Linked DNA regions of Homo sapiens: region 1 is linked to region 2. Evidence: read pairs that join two places in POLR2A ChIA-PET (ENCODE). Cell type or tissue: MCF 10A. All regions are shown on one strand.

Region 1 (2,500 bases), 200 kb before region 2:
CTGGCTCTCTGCATCCCACTGCCCGCTACACCATCCACGCTGTCTTTCACCTGAGCCCAGAGCAGCTTCAGAATCTGAAGCAGACACCGTGTGCGCCTCACCCAGGTCCCCTCAGAAGCCCCTTTTTCCAGGTGATGTTTCCAGGGTCCTGGTCCCAGTTTTGCCTCCCTTGTTAGCACTGGCTTCTGCTCACTGGTCATTGGGAAGCTTCACCTCCAAGCTGTGGTGGCACCTGGAGACATAATAAGAGGGAAGGGGGAAGGGAAGCAGGGATTGAACCTGCCTTCCTCCTTGTTAGTGACTTTCCTTTTTTCTCTTTTCACAAATACAAATGTGCGGGTAGGACTCAGGGTGAGAAAACTCAGAGGACTGAGCTGACTCCACAGGGACCCTGAGGCATTCCTCGGCCGTCTTTACAGAGGAGCTGGGCCCCTGTCTCCCTCCCTCCAGGAGGACACGCACCACCAGTGAGGCAGCTGGGCTCTGGGAGTGCCCTAGGAGGACCAGTCCGGCTGGCTGGAGAGGAAATATTGCCCTTCGAGGGTGATTGTTAAAGTTTCTAGAAGTTCAATGGCCTGCACAGGCCTCCCAAGGCTGGTATACTCAGGCTTATTTCGCTGAGGGAAATAAAATTACCCTTTAAACACAACCACAACATTTCCATTTCTTGCTCTAAACTGAGTTGGCCAAGCCTGAACTCTACTTTCAAGCATTTAACTCTTTAGTGGAAAAAAAAAAGTCATCTGAAAACATTCATGCACGTGCCCGGCTCTGGCTCTGAGCCGTGGGTACTGTCTTGGAACTGTGGGAAATAGCATGTGGTGGTACCCTGTCTGGCCGGCCCTTCTGGGGGTGGGGTAGGGGAGAACCCATAACCAAGAAGCTGTGGGTGGATAGCAGGAGGCCCTGAGGGTGAGTCACCCGGTTTGCTGCCTTGCGGTCACAGACCTTTGGCTATTGTCACTGCCCCTGGGATGAGTCACACTGAGCCTTAGTGCCTCTGGGGCTCTGCGGAGCTGAATTTCTCCCAGTCCACAGGGTCCGGACATTTGTTCCTAATCTTTCACCCACCTCCCACTCTGTAAGTGACTGGAACTTCCCACTGGGGGTGCAACCACAAGCTAAGGACTGCTGACCTAAGGAAGAACTATTTTTGCTTTTGAAGACTTCAACATAGAGAATGGAAGTGTTTATGTTGTTGGCATTTGAATTAAGAGCTGAGCAGCCTTCTGCGGACATTATGGGTATTCCATTATCTCTGGGAATCAAAGGATATTTCCTCAGCTCCTTTGCCAAAGGCTTCCAGGCAATTCAACACCAGAGAACGAAGGGACAAAGAGCAGTTGCCCAAGTTCCAAGGAAGGGGGAAAGCGAATGGGCAGTGAGCTCAGATGGCTTTGCTTTCAGGCAAGGAAAAGCAATCTTCCATGAGTCTGCGATGATAGCATTCCCCAGACAGGGGACGTGGAGCGGTGACCTGTGGCTCGCAAGCCTCAGACAGGAAGCTCACACTTACAGACCCATCAGCCCTGTCCCATTCCATTTCTCAGGGTCCACACCTTGCCCACATCTAAGATACCCAAAGGTCAGTGACGCCCTTTCCATGGGTTGCCTGAAACTCTCAGCTGGGTCTTAACCCTCACCGTGCTGTTGGGACGAAGAAGCGTGGCTAACTGCATCTCACTGTACGAAGCCTGGGAGTTCAGAAAGCAGAGGCCAGCCCTCTTGTGGGCAGCACCAGGCAGGGGCATGTTTAGCAGCCTGTGGGGGGAATTCTAGCCCAGCCAGGTGGAATCTTGGGGAAGCAGGGTCCATAGAAGTCCTTGAGGGGTCAGTGAAAGTCTCCAATTCCTGACTCCAAGGCATGAGACATGAGAGAGAAGGGAGAGAATTTTCTGGACAGAGCTGTAAATGAAGTGGCACCGGTAGCTTCCTCTCTCCACAAGGCCACCTCCCAGCCGTCACTCCTGCTGCTTGAAAGTCAATCCCTTGGCACTACCAGCTGCTTCTATCATCTGCAAATCACTTTACTGCTCCCATCTCACAAGAGCCGCTTTTCCCTTCTGCGTTTAGCCATTCAGCAGCTGCGTAAGCGCTCACAAGAGCTGTTAGTATCACCAGCTTCCTCTCAAGGGCAGACTGAGGCCAGGAGGCCATGCAGCTTCCTAGAGTGCACCCATCTGGGTTGAGATGAAACCAGGATTTGGGCCATGGCAGTTGGATGCAGAGCCCATCACCAGGCTCCTGAGAATATCAGAGGGAGACCTGGATTGGGCTGGATCCCTTGAGGAGGGAGATTGTAATCCTGCTCCTGTTTTCTGTCTTTCTGTGACCTCTCAATTTCTGACACTGGCTTTTTCCCGTAGCATCCTCACCATCATTCGCTCAAATGCAAGTGAACTCCCCATGCTCCATGCTGGTACCTATCCTGTGTGATCCTCCTTAGCATCCTGCAGCTTCCATAACAAATTTCTCCACACTTGGTGGCTTAAAATGACAC
Region 2 (2,500 bases):
AAAGTGACAGCAATGAGTGGTGATAGCGGCAGTATTGCAAAAGCTCAGCCCGATTTTTTTTCCCTTGCAATGGTCACTGCCTTTTGGACATGGATATATGTTAACACAATGTAGAAGAGCAGTCTCCAGTGCTTGTGCTGTGGTTTGATAATGCTCCCAAGCTTTAGCCCGGTCGCAGCACAGCAGGGCTCAGGGACCCCCGACAGGCTGGACTGCCTGTTCTCCTCCCTCCACTTAGGTTGACCCTACCCCCACCGTGCCACAGCCCCAACTTTGCCCCTTCACTCTCTAGGAATCCCTCAAGCCCATGCAACCCTGGGAACCTTCCAGACTTTTCCACCAAGCTCTACCTTTCTTCCCTACAGTCTGTTAGACCCATTCCTGAGTGTTTCTTCAAATAAAAAAAAAAAGCAATTGCAATATCTAATTTTTTGTATGACCTCAATTAAATAATGATATACACTTCAGAATAATATAAAAGTACATTTTATATGTGCTATTCTTGATTCGTTCTATCAAGCTTGAGCGTCAATTTTTTTTTAGCAAAGGTAAGCTTCCTGCTAGATTCTTTCTAAGAAAATGGCCTGTTCTTTCCAAAACAACCTGTATTATTGTAACTGGTCCAGATCAATGTTTTAATACGGGATCAACAGATTCAAAGAGTCTATGATCCTCCCACAGTTGAGTGCAAAATTGCATCTATGGATGAGGGTTTTTCTGGAGATAAGGGTCCATGTTTGTATGTGATTCTAAAAGGCAGTTGTGCCACTCCTCACCCCCCAAAAGTTTAAGCATCACTGCTTCAATTAAAAATTTTAATGCAAATCTTCTGGAAGATCCAGTTCGATTACTTTAAATGTTTAATCCATGTTCAAGAGGCATGATTTTAAGTGGTATTTTTGTTTGTGAATGAGAACACAAGAGTATTATAGAGGCTCTTTGTAAAGCATTCGGCTTTGTAATCCAGGTGGAAAAAATAGGACATGATAAGATGAGAGCTGTCTCCTCACTGTTGAGTCTGGGATGGGAAGAGCTGCAGACACCTGTGCAGGGAGCATTGACAAAGAGCACAAGTGAATTATGCCTTGAGCAGGTTTTGCTAATGGTTTTCTTAATCATTCCCATACCTCACACAGTGAAAGCCTTTGAATCCACTGATTCTGTCACATATAAAGCATTGAGTGGGCTCACTCTGGAGCAATTCCAAAATTACATTTCTCATCTTCCAGAGTGCTCAATACAATCTAAATAGTTACAAAATAAAATCCGGGAAGTCTAAGACATCACTCACTTACTTCAACCATTCTGAGTAAAATGAACTTTTAGTTCATTGAAAATCATATGTAAAGATTTTTATTTTCAAGATGTGAATCTTTGGAGGAGTAGCCCCCTCAGTGGAGATACTTCCCATTGGAACACAAAGTAATGGGATAAATACACTGTGCACAGGAATTATTTTATCCAGAATATATCCAGATATTGAGGGAAGAGGAGGGGAGGGAAGAGAAGGAAAGGAGCCCTTCCAGCTCTGAAAAGGACGGGAGATAATGCCTGTAGGACAATGCGTTATCCAGGCTCCACTGATGATTCAGAACCCATATGGTTTGACTGAGCTGAATTCCCAGGTGGGAAAAACGCCTTTGGCCCCACACACTTTCCTGCCATCATGCGGGAAGCAGGTCTTGTGGCTCGTGGGCTCCTAGCCCAGCTGTTGAATATTTGCTGATATTTTCGTTTGCAATTAACTCTCTTCTATTGTTTGTCATGTCCTGGAGTCTCCATTTATAAAAAAACGAAATTCCCTGGCAGCAAATTTTGGAGAACTTTTTCATTTAGATTATTAAAAGATGTCAAACACCATCTCACCAGATGACCACCCGCCCTCTTCAACAAGAGGGAATGAGGCAGCCATCCGCGCTCATTCCCCGACACCACCCTCCCGGAGGAAGGAGAGAGGAGAGTGCTGGTAACGTTTCCTGGGCTTCTGTCTTGTGGGTGGGATTTCACGCCCTCCTCCCAACCATCCGATGGCTGATTTCCCTCCATTTTATAGCTGAGAAATTGAAACCCCAGCAAGGCAAAGTGATTGTTCAAAGCTACATAGATAAAAACAACATAGAACCAGAACCCTAACCCAAGTTAGCATTTCCAAAGCTCATGGGAAGAACCCCGGGAAACCCTAGAGGCTGTGCCAGATTTGGCCCAGATCTCAAGGAAACTCCCCATGCCTTTTGGGGAAAAAATAGACTTCCTTGGTGGTGACACACCACAGATTCTATGTCAATGGAAGTCGGCTGTCTACTATCATTCTTTCAAATATGAAAAAAAGACTCAGAATTGGCTGCTTGAGATCCTTGGGCTGGAAGGGGTCTGTTCCTTCATCCTAGATTCTGTGTCCTAAAGGAAACAGATTCAATAAGAGACATTCATCACATTTTCATTCTCATCTTTCTGTTTAGGATTATTCATCTTTTTGTTTACTCTGCCTCATTCTAAAAAG

Evidence for each region. Peaks named below come from ENCODE experiments on the same cell type or tissue, not always from the same donor. Only the 100,000 strongest peaks of a DNase experiment are listed, where the experiment ranks them.
Region 1: POLR2A ChIA-PET joins it to region 2 with 5 read pairs; 5 of 35 experiments call an interaction of 5 or more read pairs at or near these places.

What each region holds. Positions count from the first base shown.
Region 1 is chr2:237,201,249-237,203,748 of GRCh38, forward strand. No RefSeq gene overlaps it. Among named protein-coding and RNA genes, the nearest start is that of COPS8, 120 kb to the left of the region's middle. RefSeq lists an enhancer at 1-167. In MCF 10A, no CTCF peak of the experiment used is centred here; a DNase peak (open chromatin) is centred at 973.
Region 2 is chr2:237,403,570-237,406,069 of GRCh38, forward strand. The region is part of intron 1 of COL6A3 (collagen type VI alpha 3 chain); the gene reads right to left. Among named protein-coding and RNA genes, the nearest start is that of COL6A3, 9.3 kb to the right of the region's middle. In MCF 10A, no CTCF peak of the experiment used is centred here; no DNase peak of the experiment used is centred here.